Linked DNA regions of Mus musculus: regions 2 and 3 are each linked to region 1. Evidence: chromatin loops called from intact Hi-C (ENCODE). Cell type or tissue: gastrocnemius. All regions are shown on one strand. Region 1 holds the start of 4930412C18Rik (RIKEN cDNA 4930412C18 gene). Region 2 overlaps Gm50597 (a long non-coding RNA gene). Region 3 overlaps Asph (aspartate-beta-hydroxylase).

The links. Hi-C counts contacts between places; a loop is a spot of excess contacts. Peaks named below come from ENCODE experiments on the same cell type or tissue, not always from the same donor. Only the 100,000 strongest peaks of a DNase experiment are listed, where the experiment ranks them.
Region 2: a loop joins it to region 1, with 12 times the contacts of the local background. A loop is called at or near these places in 17 of 42 quality-filtered maps.
Region 3: a loop joins it to region 1, with 9 times the contacts of the local background. A loop is called at or near these places in 34 of 42 quality-filtered maps.

What each region holds. Positions count from the first base shown.
Region 1 is chr4:9,767,092-9,775,091 of GRCm38, forward strand. It overlaps 4930412C18Rik (RIKEN cDNA 4930412C18 gene), which reads left to right and starts at 3,494. Exons shown (of 4, transcript NR_030693.1): 1 at 3,494-3,603. In gastrocnemius, a CTCF peak has its summit at 4,252 (motif pointing left); DNase peaks (open chromatin) are centred at 3,615 and 3,733; H3K4me3 peaks cover 1,556 bases; H3K27ac peaks cover 1,353 bases.
Region 2 is chr4:9,129,473-9,137,472 of GRCm38, forward strand. It overlaps Gm50597 (a long non-coding RNA gene), which reads left to right. Exons shown (of 2, transcript XR_001784233.1): 2 at 6,238-6,701. Gm34288 (a long non-coding RNA gene) reads right to left here. Exons shown (of 4, transcript XR_881105.2): 2 at 5,992-6,052; 3 at 2,121-2,254. Among named protein-coding and RNA genes, the nearest start is that of Gm34288, 9.2 kb to the right of the region's middle. In gastrocnemius, no CTCF peak of the experiment used is centred here; DNase peaks (open chromatin) are centred at 3,747, 3,851, 6,511, 6,923 and 1 more place; H3K4me3 peaks cover 1,001 bases; H3K27ac peaks cover 2,747 bases.
Region 3 is chr4:9,605,938-9,613,937 of GRCm38, forward strand. It overlaps Asph (aspartate-beta-hydroxylase), which reads right to left. Exons shown (of 24, transcript NM_023066.3): 4 at 4,906-5,001; 5 at 1,860-1,934. Among named protein-coding and RNA genes, the nearest start is that of Asph, 59 kb to the right of the region's middle. In gastrocnemius, a CTCF peak has its summit at 4,230 (motif pointing right); a DNase peak (open chromatin) is centred at 4,237; H3K4me3 peaks cover 252 bases.

The sequences.
Region 1 (8,000 bases):
GCCTAATCCAGGCAGGATGACAAAAGGCACAGACCTGTCATGAATGAAGGTATGGTCATTTGGTCATCTTTCAGGAAAAGAGCTTAGACATGCTAAAGTTCTTGCCAAGGATGGAGAACATACACAAAGGGTAGAAGAGGAAGGCAGTGTAAATATTAGCTAAGGCCACATGATAAGCTGTAGAAAAAAGCTCTATAATTGACATGAATGTTTCTTTCCTATTTTGTTAAGAATGCTTATAAAGATATTTGTGTCTTCTTTCTTCAATTTCTTTACCATGTGATATAATATCAATTAAGACAATATCAATAATATCATATTTAAGTTTGAGACACTAAAAATATATTCCCCAAAGGACAGTGTTGCCTAGTCTAAATTTATAATACATTTGTAGTTGTATGAGGGATAGTTATATCATGTTAGGTATAATTATGACCTTGTCAAATATATAATATATTTGTGATTGTATGTGATAGTAATAATATGTTTAGGTATTATTATGGTTTGTTTATTGTTTTCACTTGGAAATTAGTGATGATATAGGGATACATGATTGTGTGTCAAGTTGTAAGGGGTGGAATTGTGATGGCTATTCTTGGTTGTCAATGTGACTACAGTGGGGAGTAACTAAATCCACAAAATAGAGGGCACACCTGTGAGGGATTCCTGACTATTTTGAAGTGGGAAGATGTCTTAGTCAGGGTTTCTATTCCTGCACAAACATCCTGACCAAGAAGCAAATTGGGGAGGAAAGGGTTTATTCAGCTTACACTTCCATACTGCTGTTCATCACCAAAGGAAGTCAGGACTGGAACTCAAGCAGGTCAGGAAGCAGGAGCTGATGCAGAGGCCATGGAGGGATGTTCTTTACTGGCTTGCCTCCCCTGGCTTGCTCAGCCTGCTCTCTTACAGAACCCAAGACTACCAGCCCAGAGATGGCCCCACCCACAAGGGGCCTTTCCCCCTTGATCACTAATTGAGAAAATGCCTTACAGTTGGATCTCATGGAGGCATTTCCTCAACTGAAGCTCCTTTCTCTGTGATAACTCCAGCTGTGTCAAGTTGACCCAAAACCAGCCAGTACAGAAGATCTACTTCTAATCCAGATCTTTGAGATAGGAAGATATACTTTTAACCCAGATATTTAATCTATACCTAATCCAGCCCATGCCTTTTTCTGGAAGCCTGTATAAGAACATGGGAGAAGGAAGTTTTTGCTCTTTGTCTGCTTGCTCTGGTCTTTTGGTAAGCCCATTCCTTCACTGGCATTAGAGCCTACTTCTTCAGGATTGCAGTGTATACTGAAAACCAGCGGAGACATCCAGCCTTAAGGACTGAGCAACTACTGGATTCTTGGACTTTCAATTCATAGCCATCCAGCCATCCACTCTTGGATTAGTTGGACCACATCCTGTAAGTCATTTTCATAAATCACAAATCATATATGTGTATAATATACATACACACACATATACATACATATATATATATATATATATATATATATATATATATATATATCTTAAGTTTTGTCACTCTAGAGAAACAAGACAATACAGGTAGCCATAGATTAATATTTCAATTAGTTTCTATATCTACTTTATGATGTCCTTTCACTATCTTGTACTTTATTTTTATTTTAGATAGTTCAATTTCTCTTCCTTTCTTGGAATCAGATTACCTGCAACTCACTTCAGAATCAATATCTGTATTAGGGTGAGCTAATAAATGCCACCAGCAAAGATAATCTGTTAGCAAATGGTGAAAGTTTTTTTCTAGAACACTACTGCAGGAGCATAGTAAATTGGTGGGGGTCTGGACGCTGGATGAGGAGAGTGGGCTGAACTCCAGAAGCCCTCAGGGCTAAGGAGGAGAAGTCTTAGTTGACAGGGAAGCACAGAGGTGCTAGAATCCACTACATCCCATGATCTGAAAAAGATGCTCTGCTTTCAGAAATGATTGTTCTTAATATTTTCCTTCATTGATCATGGCAGACTTTTAAATACAATCACACTAATAAGTAAACGAACTTAAATGTATGTGTTTCTACATGGTGTCTGGACAGATTTATTAGAACTATTTCAATTATCTCTCAAAGCAGCTTTTATAACTTCTATTACATTTGTTTTTGAGCATTTCATACTATGTATAAAACATTCTGATTGCTTTCACTACCCAGTCTTTTCCTCCCACTCTTGTGAATCACCCTCGACAAATCCTGTCCCCACATCTGTGTCATTTGTTATGTTTTTTTTGATCCGTCAAGTTTAACCATGGCTATCTGAAACTGCTTCTTTCCTGCCGGCACATAAATTCCCCCGAAAAAGTGACTCTGAGATTTCTATATATGAATAAATTTTGAGGTCAATAGCTTTGGCTCTATTCTCCAACTAGCTCTTACCTTAATTACTCATTTATTTTATTCTATGTTCTGCCACCTGGCTGGTTACCTGGTCCTCAGTTTCTGTCTGGGGGGAATCTCCAGAGCCTGACTCTTTTCCTAGAATCACACACACACACACACACACACACACACACACACACACACACACACACAGTGTGTGTGTGTGTGTGATTAATCTGTGAAGACGCTGTTAAGTAATATTTATTTTGAATTTTGAATTCAAATTGTGAATCATTCATTAGGAACTTTGAATTCATAAGGAGACAGTTCTGTTATACTGGGTCTCAAGACTGAAAGACAGCAGGGTAGAGACACTGCTGAGTCATGGTCAAACTCAGCAGAAAACATATCAGTTTACCCGTTTTCTGTCCATATTTTTCTGTCTTCATACTTCACCTGCAGTGGTTGAGACTTTGAAAGTGTACAGTCTAGGTACTTGCTCTCATATATATTTGTTTTGTTTTAGGTGAGGTCTTGCTGAGTAACCCGGGATGCTGTCAGACTCACTACCTGAACGGCTCCAGCATGGATCCTTCCGCGTCAGCGTACTGAATGTTAGGACCATAGGCATGCGATATTTTTAAAGGGTATCTGACCTAACACCACTAATACGGTTTTATGTAGCTCCTTAGGTGGAGAAAGGGAAGCCACTTTCCTGAACTTGAAGATTCCATATCTACAGATTTGATCCCTCACAGATTTCTGAGGAGTGTATGTATGTACAGTCTTTCTTTGTTATTTCCAAAAATAATGCAGCATAACAACTATTTGTGTAGTGTTTCCCTTATATCCAGCATTAAAAGTAATCTAGGGATAATTTAAAGAATGCAGAAAATGTCTGTAGATTGTATTAAAATGTTGCACCATTTGACGTAACGATCCTCTGCCATCCCAGAACCCCTTTCTTCCAAATGGAAAATCTTTTTACTACGCAACCTATCTCTGAGCAATGGCTCCATTAGTACCTTAAAACTTCCTTCTTGTAACAGAACCCCGAATAACACCCTGCTCCGTCTCCCAACTTCTTGCTCTTTTTCCCATCGAGTCACGAAAAGTGTTTCTTGGAACCGGTCGCGCAAAAGGCTCAGTCCAGTGCGCAGAGGTTTTAACAGTGACTTCCCGGGCTGTGTGAGCGGCGCGTGCGCGGGTATCCTCAAGGGACCTGCGCAGAGTCTGGACATTACTCTCAGGCCAACGAGGTGGGCAGGCCTGCTGCTAGGTGACCGAGTCCTCTTTGGCGGTTTTAATTTCCCCAGCAACTTGCTCGCCTTCTGCTGTAGCTGAATCTGGCGCGTAAGATTCCTGGCGGCCCAGGCCCACACCAAGGTTTGTGCCCGGCCCAGCCAGAGTGAAGTTTGAAACGGAGACCTCTGCCGGAAGGAGCGGGTCGTTGGCAGGACAGCGGTTTGGCCTCCTTCCCCTCCGCCCTTGCACAGCCTGGGGCGGTGAGGAGGTAGGGGAGTGGACCTGTGCGATCTGACCTCTGGGGCACTTGAACTCAGCTACGTACATCCTACCCCTGGTATTTCTTTTCAGCGCTGGTGGCGATCAGAGCAATTAGCATGCGAGCCCTCGGGCTGTTCCTCCAGCTTCTGCCAGGATTGGAGGTAGATAAGTTGGGTTTATAGTGAGGTTTCAGGTTAACCTTGGTGAATATGAAGCATGCGCGGGAGCTGCAGTGGGAAAGATTTTTGTTTATCGTATGCACTAGAAAAAAAAAAAAATCTGTCATGGACTAGAATGCCAGAACACTTAAAACAGCATTCACTGCAAGTAGTATTCCCCAACCTGTTTTGTTTTGTTTTGTTTTTAAACTATGCCCCCTAGCGGTATAAATAGGAATAACCTTTTAAAACAGTATGGTTACCCTTCTCACAATTCCAAGAAATTGTGAACTCATTAATTTCATCTACTTGACAAATTTTTAAGGAACCTCACTAAATTTAAGGCATTCTGCTTCCGTGTGTGTATTCTGTAATAGAGGCCTGATTTTCACAGATTGGCTCCCTTCCACAAACCTACTTCCTTTTCCACAGCAAGCTTTTAGACCAGCTAATGTGGAAGGAGCTAATAGAACGATAGTGCCCAGCACATTATAAGTGTTAAGTAAATATTAGTCGTTATCATAATCACTGCGAACTATGTTTACAGTTTACCTCCTACACGTTTGTTTTTAGATTTTTTTTAACCCTTTCATATTCGAATCTTTGAGTCTGGGGTCGTGTAGCCCAAGCTGGTTTTATACTCTCACCTGTGTATAAAGGATGGCCTTGAGTTCCTGATGCTTATCCGCAACCCTAAGGATGCTGGAGCTGCAGATGTGTCCTGCCGCCGCGCCCATTTGATGTGGTGCTGAGGGTGGAACCCAGGGCTAGGCGGGCACTATACCAGCTGAGTTCCACCACCAGTCCTTTACTAATTTAATTCTCCAATGGAAACAGTTTTATACATGATCATTTCTAAGGTTGGAGGAAGCCATGTAGTAATCTGTACTGGGGAGTAAGAAGTCAGAGGGAGCTAACTGAGAGCTTGCCTCAGAAAACTAAAAGGGAGGAAGGAAGGAAGGAAGGAAGGAAGGAAGGAAGGGAGGGAGGGAGGGAGGGAGGGAGGGAAGTAAGGAGGGAGGGAGGGAGAGATGGGGGAGGGGAGGCAGGCTGAAGTCCTATTCCGTGCTTTTAATTCTTGTTTTGGAGAGGTAGAGATAGGTGGATCCCTTGAGTGCACTGGTCAGTTAACCTAACTTACTTCGCAAGTTCCAGGCCAGTGACACCATCTCAGAGAGAGAGAGAGAGAGAGAGAGAGAGAGAGAGAATGAAAACAAGTGTATAATATTCTCTGGCAGTCAATCACACTTGCAATTCCCTACCCATCTCAATGTCTCAATGTAAAAGGAAAGATGAGGCTTGGGCTACTTTCTTTCCTGTACCACATCTGTTTTGTTAACATCATGTTCTGTCCAACGTCCTTGGCCGCTTTAGGTTTACCCATCTCTCAGGCTCATCCTTGTTCTCCAGGCTTGTGAGGTGTTTTTATTTGTTTTGGTTTTGCATACGGTATTTTGCATGCCAGACATGAACGTTAGGGCTGAGCTATCTTCCAGCCCCCATTTTATTACTATTACTATTATTATTATTAAGTGTTTCTTTGTTTGTTTAGATAAGACCTGGAATTCACACTCTTACTGAGTTAGCTTCCTGAGTGCTGAAATTTCAAGCATGCTCTGTTACATTGAGGGTTTTTTTTTTTAAACTTTGTTTGTTTGGTTTTTGAAGATTGATCTAAGTAGCCAAACTTTTATTTACTTATTATAATATATGGCTTCATCAGTGCCTGACAAATACAGAAGTGGATGCTCACAGCCATCCATTGGACTGAGCATAGGGTCCCAATGAAGGAGCCAGAAAAAGGACCCAAGGAGCTGAGGGGTCTGCAGATCCCTAGGAGGAACAACAATATGAAACAAACAGTACCCCCAGAGCTCCCAGGGACTAAACCACCAACCAAAGAGTACATGCTCCAGCTGCATATGTAGCAGAGGATGGCCTAGTCGGGCATCAGTGGGAGGAGAGGCCCTTGGTCCTGGGAAGGCTCGATGCCCCAGTGTGGGGGAATGCCTGGGCCAGGAAGTGGGAGTGGGTGGGTTGATGAGCAGGAGGGGGAGTAGGAAATAGGGGGAGGGTGTTTTTCAGAGGGGAAACCAGGAACAGGGATAACTTTTAAAATATAAATAAAGAAAATATCCAATTAAAAAGGAAAAAAGACATTACATGTCATCATAGCTAGTTTTTTTTTTAACTTCTCATTGATTCTTTATGAATTTCACATCATGCACTCCAATCCCACTCATCTCCCATCCTTCTATATCTTCCCTCTGCCCTTGCAAACTTCCTCCCCAAAGAAAACAAACAAACAAAAAATATCTCTGTAGAAGCTGTGGTGTGTCACATAGTATACCCTTTTGCCTAATCAATTTTTCTTCCAAATGTCATTGATTTGGTTGGAGGTTTCTGGCTTTTTCTACAGTATCAATACTGGATCGTCACCAGGGCTCATCATGCATATCCTGTTGTTGCCCTGTGTCTGCAGCCTTGGATCTGCAGGACCCACCCCTCCATGTGCTCAAGCAGTTCATAGATGGGGCAGATATTGGGGCGGGCCCATTAAAAGCCCTGGATCTGGACCTGAATGGTAGCTGAATTGTTCATCCAGCCAGCAGCTCTCCTGCTTTGCCTAGGTGAGGGGGTGGCACCACTTCTCCTGCCTGAGGCAGCTGGAAAGCGCACTCGTTCCCTGGGGCCAGCTCTCCCACACTGTGCAAGTGCTGAGGGGCAGGGCACATTAAGAGTTTTAGCGTGGAGTATTTCTGCTTCTTGTACAGGTTCTTTTCCTTTGATGAGCAGTTAGCTGTTTGGGAGAAGAAATTGGCTTTTTTTTTAATAATCTATTAATATTTAATGATTAATTGATGGTTAAAAAAACTTTTTCCAGAAGAAATAAATATATTTTTAAAATGATGCTCAAGTGAGATTATGTAGACTAAAAGTTTTGGAGAATAGGTGAAGCCCGCCTCCTAAGCTTAAAGCTCATAGCTCCACCCACTTTGAAAAGAAAATTGATTTCTGCAACTACAAACTACAGAAATGCCCTAAGTCACCTTCCTCCCCATCTCATTTGAATTCTGATGTAGAAGGGGAGGTAAGGACAGAGAGGGTTAGGGCCCTGGGTGATAGGGAGTGTACTTGTGAATAATAGGCACTTTCAATTTTGAGCTCACCATCTTCTCTCATGACATTATGGGTAAAATAATTTATCTACATTATAGACAAAGAGATACTGCTTCTGGAGTTTATAAGAATACCAGCTATATGCCTATGGTTGCATTGTAGATACGTGTAGTGTAAGTGCATTGTAACAGCTGACAGTGTGGTAATTACAGTTGCAGTGTCAAGCAAGTGGCGGGATGGTTTTTGAAAATGGTATCATGGTCCCGCAGAATTCAATAAACAGCAAACTATGAGTATCTGTGTTTTCTGTTGTCCTCTTATTCTCCCTGTCCTTCCTGAATGCAATACTTTTTAAAGAATTCTTAGAGTTCCAAAAAGATATTTTACTTTGTTTTGTGTGTATCAGATTTTAAATTAAACTATTTTATTGTTAAGTTTGTGTTCTTTTGAGAAGAGGCTAAAGTCCTGAACACTTGCTCTAACATCTGTGCGATTTGTGAACTTCGTTAGAGCTTTCTAGTTGCCATGAACTTCAGTTAGTGGTCTAACTGAATGGAAGCATCAGTAAATGTTAGGGCTCCTCATTATAATAGTTTATCATTTGCATGTTTGTGGGAAGGAGGTGCGGCCGCATGGGCCAAGATGTTTACTGCCTTGCCCGAGAATGCGCGGTGAGGCTGCATGCGTGGGCTGCCTGCCTGGCTGGACTGGTCCTTGTGAACCGGACCTGTCAGCCTATCGTTGACCGACCTGAGCTCGTGCCTGGAGCATGTGATTGGATGAGGTGGGGTGGAGCGAGATGAGGTCAGCGCCATGAGGATAGGAGTTTAGCCCTTGCCCTAAGTAGAAGCTAGAAGTAGGAAGAGAAGCTG
Region 2 (8,000 bases), 640 kb before region 1:
TCCTCTAGCATGCTACAGGCTACCTGGGGAAGTGAGTGGGTCAAGAGTGTGCCACAGTGACGAGGTCCTAGTTACCTTGTCAGCTTATCCTAGATAATAAGTGATCTGGCCACTCATGGAGATCCAGTGCATTTGCCAAAAGAGAAAGAGCAGGGCAGACTTGACCAAAGGAACTCACCCTTAGGACCATTGCTGGGATCCCTTAAATAATAGAAAGATTTATTGCAATTTTTTTTGAATTACCAAAATCAAGACATGAAAACCCTGAACTGGTCCAATCTTAGGTAATATTCCTTTTCTTGGAGGGCTAGTTTAAAAAGGAAGGAGATTCAGTGTGGGAGAGGGAACACTGCCAATAGTCACTAGAGTGTGTTACCAGGAAACCAGAGAAGATATAGGGCGCAGAATGGTCCTTCAGGGTTGTTAGTACCTGCCCCCAAGATGCAATCACAAAATTTCACAAAATTGGAAGAGGAACTCTGTCTAATGGCCCCTCTTCAGCCATATATTTCAGCTCCTGTGGCATTTGCCCATCTGTGTCTTGGAGTTCAGGGTTTTTTTTTTTTTTTTTCTCTTTCTTTTCTGTTTTCTTCAGGGAATCAGTCTTTCTCTTGGGATCGGTGAGTGATGAGCCTTGTGTGACTGAGTCATTGCTGCCCTGAAGCCCAAAGCTGTTGAGTCCTGCAGAACCTCAGATGCCCTTAGAACAGGGTGTGGGCTGATTTAGCTGGTGAGTGATGGGGGCTCTGGTGTCCCTACTGGCACCCTGTGGCCAAGTTCATGAGTAAACAATACCAAAGGGATGGGTTAGCATGCACACAGCATGTCTCCGTGTAAGGTGACACTGGGTGCTTGGTTTCATCTGTCTGACAGCACCCAGGCATCAGCCTGCTGCTTTGCTGTAACCAGGCATGATATGGAGCCTTTGATGAGGAAGGCCCCACAGGGAGAGCCTTCCCTTATCTGCAAACCTGGCCAATAGTTGTCTCTTCTCTTCATGGTGCTAAACAGCAGGGATCTGGATAGAGGACATTGTGTGACAGTGTCTGAGGTGTGCAAGAACCAGAGTTCTCCCCTAACCCTACTGAGGGCACTTCTCTGAGTTCACAGCTTCCATCATCAACACTCGTCAGAGAAGCATTTTTGAAAGCTTTGATAACCCTGGGACAAATACCATACATCGTCCTCAAGAGTCTCCCAGCCTACTGGGAAGGCAGAAAGGAGGGAAAACCATTTCAGTGGAGTCAAACACTGAGTTATAATATATAAATTAGATAAATGCAACACACACACACACACATACACGCACACGCACACATACATGCATGCGCTTATGTTTACAAAGAATGGAATCATTGCAGAGGAGCTAGGACCAGGGACATGTCCCCATAGTATTCTATTTTTATGGTGCCAGCAATTGAACCTAGGGCCTCATGAATGCTAGAAAAGAGTCCTCCCACTGAGCTGTATCCACAGGCCTTTCCACAGGGTCTTGAAGAATGATCATAAATTAGCCACATAGGCAATTATCTGCCAAAGTTCAGGAGGAAGCCACGGTGTAGATAATAAAGGATATGGCAGAATAATACTCGTCTTGAAGTGGTGAATGTCATGGTACCTTCACACACACACAGGTTCCACACACCTGGATGCAACCATTAGGACAAAAAATATTTTAACACATACATCTATACTGAATACATGGAGACTTTCCCCTCCTTATTCAGCACAGTGCGACAGTTGGAATGCATTCACACTGTATTAAACCGTATTATAAATAGCTTGTAGGTGATTGAAAGCCCGTGGGAGGGTGTGTGCAGGTCATTTGAGAACACTATACAGTTTTACATGAGGGCTTGGAGCACCTACAGAGTCGGTGTTTGTGGAGGTTCGGGCACTAACCATCCATGCATAGTGAGAGCGACCACAGCTCCTTACAGCTAGACATAGACTGTGAGGATGGAGCTGTAAGACTTGGTCAGCCAAGGATGGCGACATCATGGGGGACTTTGCTGCCCTGCTGAGCAGCTGGAAACCTCAAAGGCAGCAGGGCAAAGAACAATCTCTGCTAGACCCACAGTAGTGCTAGAGAATGGATCAGAAAAATTGGTGATACGGACCTTACAATTTGCAAGGTTGGTTTGGAAACCACCTCAGTGGACAGTCTCGCTGATGAAGGCAGGCTTGAAGTTCCGGCCACGGGTCTGTGATAACTTGAAGGGCTATAACAGGCTCTCGTGGCTAGTTGTGACATCTGTGAAGAGAAGGCAAAAAGTGGCTTTGAAGCTTTAGAGCCCTGGACCGGCAGCTTCAGCATTGCTTGGGAACTGCTCTGAAAGGAGAAGTCTTGTCATGAGGCCCAGCAGTCTGCGGTTTTATCGGGGCCCCTTTGTGCTGTGCTATGCTCCAAAGCTTGAGAACCACGGCTCTAGGCTGCCATTTCTGACTATCTCCAGATAAAGGAAGTATTAATACTATCAATAAAAGGCACTATTAACAGGTTTTATTGGATGCTCGTGGAATCTAGGGATTTTGAGATGTAATCTCTCTATTGAAAACTGGAAACACTCATAGCTTCCCGTGCTTGCTTCACCTGAAATTGCAAGAACATGACCCGGTGACATAGGTTAAGACACACTCCCCCCTCTTTTGTCTTAGAAAAGTTAAATCGTCTGTCAGGTCTCCCTAATCACTACTATGGCACGGTGGGACAGAGCAATGAGGCTCATCCCCCTTGTGCCCGCAGAAGGTGGCAAGGGTGGGCCTTCTGTGTAGGCTGGGAACAAAGCTCTTTAATTGTGTCTCCCAGTTCTGACTATGACCCGGTGAGGCTGGAAGCTCTAAGGGATCTGGATTCTAGGAGGGTCTCAGTATTAATGCACCATGTTTGAGAGATGGGATGATCCACCAGGACCCCCCAGTGAGGAAGTGCAAGGTCCTTTGTCCATCAGTAGCCACACCCCACCCCTGCTGTCTTTGGATCTCTTTTCACAGCAGAGGAAGCTTTCTAGTGAAGAAACACAAGAAGGGAGAGCAGGGACATCAGAGGCTGAGTTTGAGTCTTGGGTGTGGGTGTGTTCTCAGGGGCGGGGCCTCAGACACAGGATGAGATTCATCTGAGCCTCTCGCTGTGTCCACACTTAGACGCTGCCTGTCTTTCTACTTCGTCCCGAGGCCTTAGAAGGGATACATGCTAGCTGGACCTTGCCTTCCAAAGATCCACTGTTGGAAACTCACATCCTAAATTCACATGTGGATAGCCTTTAGGTGTGCGGCCTTGGGGCGGGGGTGGGGGTGGGGGACAAAAGGAAGGATCCTGTGCTGGACCGTGTCAGCTGGGAAGATCTTCCAGTGAGCACTATTGCGCTCTTTGGTGTTGTGAGTTCCTCTACCACGTTGGAAGCAAGACAGCCCCTTGCCAAATGCTGGCACATTTACATTGGAATTCTAGCTTCTATAACTTCAAGAAATGATTTTTTCCTGTTTATCAATTACCCACTCTGTCCTATTCTGTCCTAGCAACAAAATGAGTCTGAAGCAGAATGTAAGACGTTAGCACACAAAATCCACAGTTAAGTTTTCCTTTTCCTGAGCTGTCTATTAACTTCGGCAATATCCTTTCGTTGTGTGCCCAGTGCACTGATGTGGCCCTCCTGGGTCTTCAGTGTTGCCGACCTGTCAGCCTGGATCTCTGCCACGTTCCCGAGCCTCTGGAATTGCTTTCCCCCTCTCCTCCAATGATAGCCTCCCTTTTCAGGGCTAAGCTCAGTGCTACCTTGCCATCTAATTAAAGTCTGATGCTCTAGGTGAACCTGACAGGCCAGAGACTTCCAAGTTTAATTGCTTTGCCCCTTCCAACTCCCAGTGGAGCCCAGCAAGCTTTAGCTGGCAGGTGGAAGCAGACGGCCGGGGCTAGTAGGCACATCTGAGACTTCCTGCAATGAGACGTCTCCCCCTGCCTTTATTTACTCTAGTGATGAAGATGTAGGGATTACTCAAGTATGACTCATGTTCCGTGCTAGTTCCAGGAGCTATGAAGGTGAATCAGATGGTGCTGACATGCAAGCAGCTCAGAGGAGGAGAGCAGATGGACACATAAACAGACTATTAAGCAGCTCCGTAGAGTTATAACGAAGAAAGGGGTATTTGGGACATGCAGAATAGACGTCTAAATCAGTGGGACTAGTAGAGAAGATGCTTGGGGGAAAGTCTGAGTCCTGAAAGACAAACTAATATGTGAGGCAAGAGAGGGCCAGCTCCATGCAAGGCAGCGTTACCAACAGCAGCAAGTCAGACCCAGGCATATTTTTTGAAACTCAGAAAACCATAATCTGGCCTGTTGTTTTGAATGGGAATTTCCCCTGCAGCCTGGGATTTTTGAACACTTGGTTCCCAGTAGACAATGCTATTTAGGGAGTTGTAGCCTTGCTGGAGGAAGTATGTCATTGGGGGCGGGTGGTAAGTATTTATAGCCTTGCCCCACTTACAGTTTGCTTTCTCTGGTCTGTGCTCATGGTTGAAAATGTCATCTATCCAGAATGCTAGCCACTTGCAGCCATGCCTCTCCACCATGAAGAACTCATATCCCTCTGGAACTATATAAGCCAAAATAAATCCTTTCTTTCATCAGTTTTTTTGGTCTTGGTGCTTTATCACAGCAACAGAGATCAAGAGTGTGGTGGCTCAAGTCTTTAATCCCAGCCATTGGGATGCAGATATAGATAGATCTTCATGAGTTCAAGGCCAGCCTGAAATACAGACTAGGTTCCAGGACAGCCAGGGCTACAACTTGAAACCTTACAGAAGCAAAATGAAACAAAACAAAACAAGGCACGAGAACAGAAAAATACCTGGTTTGTAGAGTTTGGAGAGTGTTTACGGTGAGGCTGACCTCATATAACTCAGAGGCAAAATTTTCACTTGTAATTGCCGTCTTCTTCTTTGTTAGACAGGTCTACAACTAGCCCAGGCTGGCCTCTAAGTTGCTATGAAATTGTGTCAACCTTGAGTAGTTTCAGGCCTCTACTACCCAAGCTCTGGGATTACAGACGTGTACCACCATACTCCGTTGACACCTGGTAATTTTAATCAGTTTATGAGGAATCCTTAAAAGCACTCACTGAATAGCCGGGTTTAGTTGAACGTATAAGGCTTTCTTCAATGTCATAATAAGAACAGCCTGTTAGTTCACTTGTTCAACGCAGATCTCTTTGCCATAATGTGGAGGATGGGCCTGAGAAAGCCAGGACTGAAGGCTGGGATGCCTGGCAGCTACCAGATGTGGCTATGATTGGACATGGAATGGAGAGGGAGGGTTGCTGAGACCTTCCCCCAGGCCAGCTCCAGTGGAGGCAGAGAGAAGATAGTATACCCTTTAATCATGAAGGGCACATTCTAAGACCCTCAGAGGAAGCCTGAAACTATTCATCCTACTGATACATATATCCTTAGGTATATTTAATATATTTCTACATATACACACCTAGGTCAAAATTTAACTTATAAATTAGTAAGTTAAATCTATAAATTAACCTACAACAAGGTTCAGGAAAAGGTTAACGAGAGCAGTAAGACAGAAAATTACAACAAACGTTAATAGTCATTTTCTCTTGTTTTCTAAATGTCTTTCTGAAAGTGTAGATCTTAACAATGTTACTAGACGTTTTGTTCTTTTCTTATTAAGCTTATTATTATAGCACCTTCCCATTTATCAAAAGCACTTTCCAACTTGTCTTTGGCACGCCTAAATTCCTAGCATTGCCTGTCTTGCTCGAAGGGGTTGTTGTACAAGTAAATTTGGTTTACTGAGCACAAACTTTGTGATACCTCAATAAGCGAGCTGAGGGTCACGTGAGTAACGGGAAGGTAGCCTATATAGTGTGGATACAGAGAACAAAGGTTCGATTCTCATTCCAGATAGGAAGGGACTGGATACTGTGAAGTGTCATTGCCCCACTTAGAATAGCATTCAATACAAAACGTACAACTTACTTATGTATGGAACTTTCCACGTAACATTTTCAGAACGTGGGTGAGGACAGATAATTGAAACCTGGAAAAGAAAGACTGCTGGAGTGATGTGGGTTGGGCTAGCTGAGTAGAGGGATTGGGTTCCCATTGTGAGGATTTTATGGGGCTTGTGGCTGGTGGCATACGTTTGTATTTTATCCTCAGATCCGACCTGTCCACCCTATGCACTGTCGCTCTTTTCAACTTGACCTCATTTGACCTTGTCAGGCATCTTCAACATCCATCAGTCCTTCAGGGAGGAAAGCCTTTGGACACATGGCTTCTCGCCATTATTGGTGTGCAGACAACTTGAAAATTGGCAGAGGAATCCATGCTGGCGAAAGAGCAGTTGAAAGACCCTCAGAAGAGGTCGGGATGCCCTTGGAGGAGGTAGAAAACTTCATGTGTTCCACGCTTCTCACAGCCCCGCTGGGCTCCTGTGGCTTCTCAGTGTCTCATTTCCAGGCTATGCCGGTGCTCCACTCGCCAGCAGAGGGCAGCATTGAGACATCAACGAAGGCGGACTTGGGCGCGCGACCGCCGGGAAGCAGAGCCTCAGGATGGCTGCTTGTCGGAAGCTTTAACCTTTTAAGCAATTCTCCGGGGAGCCCTTCCTGTCATGTGTGGGCTGCCCTAAAATGAGCAGGTGATAGAAATGAAATATTAAACAATTCTGTTCTGCAAAATGAAAATGAGTTGTCATTTAGCATTTTTATCAGTCGATGACACATTCTTCCAGCTTCAGAAGGATTTTGTGAAAATGCAGGAGACAGTGAACTCATTTACCACCAAATCCTCAAGAATCACACGTGGGGGCGCCGTCATCAGGGGCAGGGGTGCAGGGCAGGCCAAGGCTGAGCCTTCAGGGCCGAGGGGCTGGGATCTGGGACCTGTGACGCAGGCCAAGGATGCAATTGTCCTGGATAGCAATACCGAGGAAGCAGGCACATCTCCAGCAAGGCTGTGTGTGGCCAGGCAGAAGGCAAGTCAGCTCACAGAATAATGAAAGGAGCTGAAGGTGGTGAAGTGAGGGCTGCGGGCAAGCTCGCTGGTCGCAGGAATCTCTTTCATACTGCTTTCAGAAGCACCAGCAGTGATGCCGAGCAGGGTTTTGTTTTTGTTTTTGTTTTTGTTTTTGTTTTTGTTTTTGTTTTTGTTTTGTGATTTTCACCTAGTGGCTTTGGTGGCAGCGAAGTCCACTCTGAGCTCAGGCTGTCAAAAGGGCGCTTTGCAGGAACCTGAGAGGGTCTCCAAGCAGAGCTGCAGGGAAGGGTGGGCCCCAGCCTTCCCCGGAAGCTCTTCAGCAGATTAAATCATGGCGTCTTTGGTAGAGGATTCCTGGCTGCCACACAAACAGCCCCTGCTTCCCCGTTTCCAGTGCGATTTATTTCTCTACAGACGGTATTGATTCTTTCCTCTATCCGATCGCTCCTGGGCCTGTGTAAATGAAAGCCCTCTTGTGTAATAGTCATGCCTATAGCTGGGCGATTTGGGCAGGCAGCTGCGTGTTACATGACCCTGTGAGAAGCGATGCATTTTGCTGGATAGATACAGTCGAAGCAAATGTTTGCAACTCATCTAGCAGCCCAACCTGTATTTACGAAATATTCACCCTGTTTTTTTTTTCCCCCTTTGAGTCAAAACAGCTCAAGAATATTTCTGTTATAATATTCATATGAAGGGGCTAGTGGCAGAATGAGATCATTATCTGTTGAGCCAGGTGCTGCCCTCTGTGTTACTGAGGGAAACAATCCAGACTTGTGCTCGGTTTGAGTTCATTTGAACTCATCCAGATGGGACTAACAATAATACCTGTTCCAGGTGGGTACAGATGCATCTGACATAAAATGGACCCAAAGCATCTGCCCCCTTTGGGTCCTGCATAGTGTGAGCCCCATTCTCCATTAGCCCCTCCTTTTCCTCTCCTTTCCTCCTTGGTCTCTCCCTTTGATTCAGTAAAGTGATCTCACTGAGACATTGACACCAAGAGA
Region 3 (8,000 bases), 160 kb before region 1:
AAAAAAGGAAGGAAGACAGAAAGTGAGGGAGGGAAGAAGGGAAGGAAAGAGAGCGAGAGAGCGAGAGAGCGAGAGAGGTTGATTTGAGATAGCTATAAAATCTTCATGTTGAGGAAAATGGTGCTCATTTTGTTATTGTACTTCTAACAGAACACATTACAGCCGCAGTATATGATAGAGATGAGGGCGGGGTTCAGCGATAGGGCAGGGTTCAGTAGTGTTTTTGTTTTTGCAGATTGCAAGGGTTCTCAGAGAGCTGCAGGAGGAGGCACAGGGTCTGCTTCCCATCTCTCATCACCAGCTGCTCTGGAGTCTCTCCTCCTTTCAGATCTGCTGCTCAGCAAACTGCCCACCAAGTGCAACTGCTGGGAACGGTGGGACTCTACTGAGTGCAGCGCTCTTCCCTTCTCCCCTCACCCCATCTAGAAAAGCTCATCACTACCTGTCAGCACTGCTGTTCAATAGACGTGTCACTGTTCCCTGGAGAGAAACCATGAAAGCACTGTCCAGTGGCTTTGAGCCTACTGTTGACAGTGTCAGCCACGTGTGAGGAAAAGAAATCACATCCTGGACTCACTCCACTAGGCACTGCCAGCCCTCTGTGCTACTGCATTTCCCCAGTGCTGCTACACAACTCTAAAACAGGAGCGACTGTGCTCAAGCCACACTGCTACTACATGGCAGATGCAGTACAGCAATAAGCTGTGTGACAAGGAGCCCAAGGAGGCCAAGCTCAGCTGATGAGGTGTGAAGATGAGGTAGGAATGAGAAACACCCAAGCAGATGACACAGCAGATGCAAAGGCCCCTGGTCAGATAAGATGAAATTATTATGAGAGACTGTGTGAAAACGCCTAACCAATAAAGCCACAGCCGACACAGCATAGAGAAGAGAAAAGAGAAACACACCTAGACAAATGCCACTGCAGGGCCATGACAAGCAGTAACAGACACAGTTTGGAAACAAGAGTCAGAATGTAAGAGCAACTTGGACAGGACTTGCAGCTAGAAGAGCAAAGAAACCATAGAAAGCGCATGGAGTTTAACCTTGAGCCACTACAGACCTGGCAAAGTCATTAACGAGCGAGCGTATAAAAAGCTCAAGTGAGAGCAACTGGCATGGGGCAGGGCTAACGAGGAGCTGAGAGACAGCATGGGAAGGAAAGCCTGTGCTAGGCACAGCTGCAGTCCGAGTCACCCACAGCATCCCCAAATGGAGCTGTAACTGGGTATATTAAAACTTCTAAAGAGTCACTGGTGACATGTACAGGAGTAACAACACTTAAATGATGTCTGAAGCCACAGGCCACCTGTGTAACCATCTATGCAGAAAATCTCTCTAAGGACATAACACAGAACCAAGACAGTGAGGCAGGGAACTTGGCTTGAGGATGGATTCTTTCCTCTGGTTAGCTGTTCATCACGTGTGCCTTAGCCCCTGAGCCAGTGCGACAAGAACCTGCTGGACTTTCCACTCTTCTGCACCCCCATCCTTGTAGAACTGACTTTCATGAGCCATGCTGACTTTAAATTCGGTCTCTCTGATGCACACAGGCATACATGATGGCTCCCAAAGATAGAGGACCACTCTAAGACAAGCAGCCAGAAGCCGCTGGCCTGTGTTGGTCACTCCACTCTGACTCTCCATTTATTCCTGATAAAATCCAGGACTTTTTTATGTACATTTATTTATATGATATTTAAATTAAAAGTGTCCATAAAACTCCGTCACAGTGAGGGGGGATTTTGAAAAGTATACCCAGTGTTCCCCCTAGAAGTAATAGGCTATAGTTGCTTGGAATGTAGTTATAGAAACCCAGCTATTTTAGAAACTTGTGTAAAACAGAACTGAATTCATACCATGGTCTGTGTGTACTGATTCCTGAAGAAGGGACTGAATTTGTTCCTTTACTTCATCTTCAACATTCTGGATGTCTAAAATAATTACAAATCATAAATAAACAAACAAACAAACAAACAAACAATGCTGAAGTGTTAATAGGAAATTCCAACACTTAAATATGGCATGGACACACATACTGCAATGACTACATTTGTCTGAGAGGCTCTGTATTTTCCTGTTCACATGCTATTCACTCCCCTACATCAGGAAACGTAATACTTAAAATTCGCCTTATTTGTTCAGTAGGTTTAAACATTAAGAAACTTTCCAAAAGACTTTTAAAGAAACTAATTTAGGCGTAAGGTTTTCCTTTAAGAAATAGTCATAGAGGGGCTGGAGAGATGGCTCAGAGGTTAAGAGCACTGGCTGCTCTTCCAGAGGTCCTGAGTTTAATTCCCAGCAACCACATGGTAGCTCACAACCATCTGTAATGAGGTCTGACGTCCTCTTCTGGTGTGTCTAAAGACAACTACAGTGTACTCACATACATAAAATAAATAAATCTTTTTTTAAAAAAAGAAATAGTCATAGAGAAAATGCTGTCAACTTTTAACTAATAAAATTTCCATTCATGTTAGAAGCAAACTTTTCATAAACAGGGGTACTGAAAAAGACCAAATTTAATACACACTAAACAATGTGACCACCTCTGACCTCCTGACTGGAATAGGTCACTCTTGGAAGCGCGAGAATCCTAGTGAGTAGGGCCGGGCCACACAAAAATGAAGCTTACGTGATGATAACGAACTCTGTACCAGCTTCAGAACAAGTCTGGAGAAGTGTGGAGGACCTCATTTGCAGCTCTCAACAATGTGTCTGAAAGCCAGATCCCCAGACTCACACAATAATGACTTATAAAGTGGCCACTAATGATGACATTGCCACAGCACCGTAGCACTTACCTGATTATAAGATACACCCCAACATTACACAGCAAGCTGTTTCTACAACAACACTTGCAGGCTGGTGGGTGACAGTGCTGGACTTAATCCTGGCAGCACCAGTGGCTCGTACAGGATAATGCCAATGGTGGTAGCTACAAAGCACAGCTCTCCCGTGACAGACCGAACAAATTCAAAGTTGAGACAGGGGGAGGGTTTAACACTCTATGCTAGTCACTTACTAAAACCTTCCGAAAGCATAAAGATTTTCTATATCTGCTTCGCTAGTCATTCATGTTGATGCCCTGATGTAATTATATACAGGTCCGTAATCTCTGCTCTTCCTTCAGTCTCCCAGTGTTTGTGCCAGCCTCCTCACCGGGCCATTTCACTAATGCTGAGAAAGCATCCAGGGCATCATTGGAAGGTTTCTAGCTAAGGCCTGGGGATGCTCTGCTCCTATGGGATACAGGAAGGTCTCTAGCCAAAGCATGGGGATGCTCTGCTCCTATGAGATACATGAAGGTCTCTAGCCAAGTCGTGGGGATGCTCTGCTCCTACACTTGGCTCCTTACTGACTCTGATGCCACCATGGATTGAGAACTACAAATGAGGTCCTCCACACTTTTCCAGACTCATCTGTTACCAGTGCCTGTTTTGAACTAGGTAAGCACTCCCTGCCACTTCATTTCTGACTCTATCCATGACTTTTTTCTCCCTCGAAGATGGGACAGAGCCAGAAGCTGGGCTACAACATGTTAAAGAATGAACAGAAAATAAAGTAAAAAAAGGCAACGCTGCACAGTGCGTTCTGTCAAGTGTGGTCACGACAGTGAAGAGGCGAAGTCGGGGGAGGTGGTGTTAGGAGGGCACCGAGGGCTTCATTTTACTGCATTTTATGAGAGATAATAAGTAGCTGTGATAGTCAAACAAACGAAGGAAGGCAGAGAAGGAAAAGAAGAACTGACGTGTCAACAAGAGAACAGCTGAGAGAGCAGAATGTAACCTGGAAGGGACATTGCCAAGAGGTTAAAAAGAATGGAGGCTAACAGTTCACTGGAGTAAGCGATCATTTGCAAAGAATATGAATGATTCTAATAACCAAAGGGAAGAATATGGCATGTGGCACATCTAAGACCCAATACTTGCTCAAGAACTGATTTTTTAACTACAAATTTATTTGCTAAAAAGTAAAATATTATGTGTTAAATTCAAATATTTAAAAAAAACTTTTTAAAAAGTATTGTGGATTCTGGAGGCTTACACTAATTCCACAGTCATAGGAGGGATACAGTAAGTTCTCCTGAAATTCAGAAATAAACACATAATAAAACTCAGACTAATATACTATTCCTTAAAGGAATGAAGCAAAGAAAATCAAATAGTATTCACCAGCACAACTTGGGGCCATGTATTGTTTCCAATAAAGTGTCATATCCAGCACTTCCAATAGGTGGCGCAGTGAAACCAATTTTCTTAATTATTGCGACAAAGTACAGAAGCTAATATTCTATAAATTACTATGCCACAATCAGAAAATAATGGTGATAGATTATATTTTTATGTGCCAATTTGTTAAAATACGTCAGCATACCCAATCTATGAGTCAAAGTCCCTTTGTGGAAAGAATATGAACTGATCTACGGAAGCATTTCTTTCTGTCTCTGGTGTCTTCTGGCAGGAAGTGCTTACCTAAAACAAGGACGTCAACAGAGGCTATTGCTTTGGGCACAGATGGGAAGAGGACAGGGGATGCTTAGCTCTTCATTCCTGGTGGAATCGTGCATGGGGCAGACAGCAAACAGGCTGTGTACAGTCTGCGCCTGTTCCTACTTTGGATATAATAAGGCAAGAGTGCTGGAGTTAAAGTCAGGACGCATTTGGCTTCTGTCGTTCCCAACTGCATGGTCATGGGCAACGGACAACAATAACCTGTGCCTTGGAATTTTTATTAAAATAACCCTAGACACATCTTCACTACAAGAGTATTTATTATAATCCCAGAAGAGAACAAACGGCAGCTCGTTTTATAAATGATGTGAACAATGGGGTGAGACATGAGTGGTAACTGAAAAGATACCTGCAGACCAAGCAGCCCTGCAGAGTGTTCAGTGACACTTACCTGCCCCCTCAGGGGCCTGCTCCTCCAGCTCAGCGTGAGTCTCTGCCTCCTCCTCCGGTGGAAATGTCCTCTCAGAAGGAGATCTTTCTTTAAGGCCTGCATTTTTTATTCACAGTGTTAACTAAGACTTCTTTAAAAATCACCTTTATACTTTAAATCAGAAAAAGTAACTTTCAAACATGTGATTGGTGGGACAGGACGCTCGGGCTTCCCAGTACTGTGTTTAAGACCGAGGAAAGGGTCTTTCATCTCATGAGGGTCTTCCGTGTACTTAAAACTTTTTAAAAGGGATTGATAAATATTCACAACATAGACTAACCATGTCTAGCCTTGCCAAAAGAAGATGCGTGGGAGTCCAGACTCCTGTCTTGTTTAAGGACCTTGTAAGCCAGAGCTCAGTGCCCAGCAGAAGGGACCATATGACACTCATAAGCTGGGCTGTGCACACTCCAGACCTGAGTTCACTTTTCATGTGTAATGTTTGATTAGGGAATACCAGAGTTTTCAATAAATCATATGTAACGCAGTACAAGTTTCACAAAGTACCACCTGTAAGCAACCATATTATTTTTCTAGAGCTAAAAGGTATCCAAAAAAATCTGTTTAAAAGTAAGGAAAGCTGAGCTGGGGGAGGGGCATACCTGAAATCCCAGCACGAGGGAGGCAGAGGCAGGTGGATTTCTATGAGTTTAAGGCTAGCCTGGGCTACAGAGCAATCCCTGGACAGGAAGGGCTACACAGAGAAGCCCGCCTCAAAAACAAAACAAAACAAACGGTAATAAAAAATAAGGCAGGAAGCAAGTTAACATGAGCCACATAAACACTAAGGTAGTGCTGTGATGTGTTGCATGTGGAAGGGAACATTAGATAAATCCTTAATACAGCTGTTCAGGAAACCAAGGCAGGACTAAGAGTCCAATTCTGTTTGCTGAGTCTGAGCTTCTTTGCCCTCACTGAGAGCTGGACGAGGGTGGCATCTGGGAAGATGGGCACAGTGGCCCTTGGAGAAAAGGTCAAGCCAGCTCTCACATTCTGTAGACTGTAGGTACCACTGTACAGTTAATGCCCACACTCCCCTTATGTCAACTCAAGCATTTTACTTTATTCTTTGTCTGGTCTCTTATTCTTGTTTCTGCCAGAGGTTACTTCTGTACTCTTACAGAGACTGCAAAAGCAACAGGCTGGCTTGGCAATCTTCTATTTCCTCAATTTCAACACTCCCTGTACACACCACCACCACACACCGCTTTGTTCTACACATCAGTGTAATCTAACTATAAAAGAGATTTCAAACTAGTTCACTTGCTCAGAGTGTGAGTAGGGTTGGAAATCCTTACAGTGCCTCACATCTACTTGAAATACAGCATGAAAACGACAAAGCTCTTTCTCACTGATGTAGCCCGCCCTTTTACCTCTTGACTGGCAGTAGGTGAGTTGTGCTCAGTCAATCAGGAGAGGCTTAGGATTCCATGGACTCATGTGCTTTGTCTCTGCATTCAGTATGTCAGTCGACAGTTGGCCAAAGCAATTGCTACAGAAATGCCTACTTCAGGGCGAGGGCATGCAGTGGGGCCCACTCTGCCAGTCCACTACAAAGAGGCTCACTGCAGGGTCAAAGAGCCTTAGATATGCCTGGTTGGCACAGGGATGTCAGTGGAGAAACAAGGACTGCAACAATCTTGCTCTTACAGTTTACAAGGGATTCCTAAGAAGAATGCAACAATCCTGCTGCTACTGTTTTCAAGAGATTTGACTGTATCCACGATTTCTCTATAATGTGTCTAGTTTTCCCCAGGTGGTATCAGTATGTGCCTGATGTCAAGCAACAGTAACTATATTCTCAGAAGTGTCTCAGTGTGAATGGAAGGCTACAACATCACCCTTCACTAACATACACTCAACTGGCTTTCAAACTGGTCTGCATTTAAAGTGTTTTCAACAATAGTCCCATCCAATGGCAGATGCAAGTGCCAGAAACTCCATTCTTACCAAACCTAGAAAAGTCCATTTCATTTGAAAAAGGAAGAAATGATGTATTTAAAAGGTACCAGTCTAAGTCTTCAGACACAATACACAAAGAGCTAGCTTTCTGTAACTCAACTGGGAGTCATTTACCTTTACAATCCAAAGGATAAAAAGAATGGAAAAATGTATGAAAAGAAAATGCTAACCAGCTTCATTTCCACCCAAACCATCAGTCAAATGACATACTTTCAAACAGCTATTCAGTGCTATATCCAGAGGGGACATTTGCACAAATAAATTTTATTATAAATTTCAAAGCAGTGAAAACCATATTTATGCATCTCCTTTACTGGGCCCCTACAAACTTTTAACAAAGGAAGCCACACTGAAATAGCTTTAATAACCCTCGGAGAAGCCCTGGCCATCCCTGTACAGTAGTAACTCCTGTTATACAAAACCGACATAAATAACACATGTGACCAATTCAGACTAAGAGGAAAGAGGTTTTTTGTTGTTTGTTTGTGTTAAAGCTTGATTCATTTATTGAGAAGTACACATGACAAAGGGTTAGGGCTGGAACTTGAAATGAATATTTAAAGTTACATTATAAAATGTAATCCATTTGTGGTCTAGTCCCTGTGGATGCATACAATGAAATCAAAGGGTACCAGTTTAAGTTTTCAGACACAATACACAAAGAGGCAGCTTTCTGTAACACAACTGGGAATCATTTATCATTATAATCCAAAGAATAAAAAACATGGAAAATATCACAAAAGACAATACTGCACAGCTTCATTTCCACCCAAACTATCAGTCAAATGACACACTTACAGACAGCTGCTCAGCGCTACGTCCAGGCTATATCCAGATTCACACTAGCTTGAGTTTTTTTTTTTCTCTCTCTCTCTGTCTCTCTCTCTGTCTCTCTCTCTGTGTGTGTGTGTGTGTGTGTGTGTGTGTGTGTGTGTGTGTGTGTGTCTCTGTCTGTCTGTCTCTCTCTCTGTCTGTCTCTGTCTCTCTGTCTTTGTCTCTCTTTCTACCATCTAACTTAATTGGTAGAGCAGTTGCAAGCTGGCTTGCTCTCAGCCCCTACAGCCTCAGACAACGACTCAGCTCCCAGAGGCAAA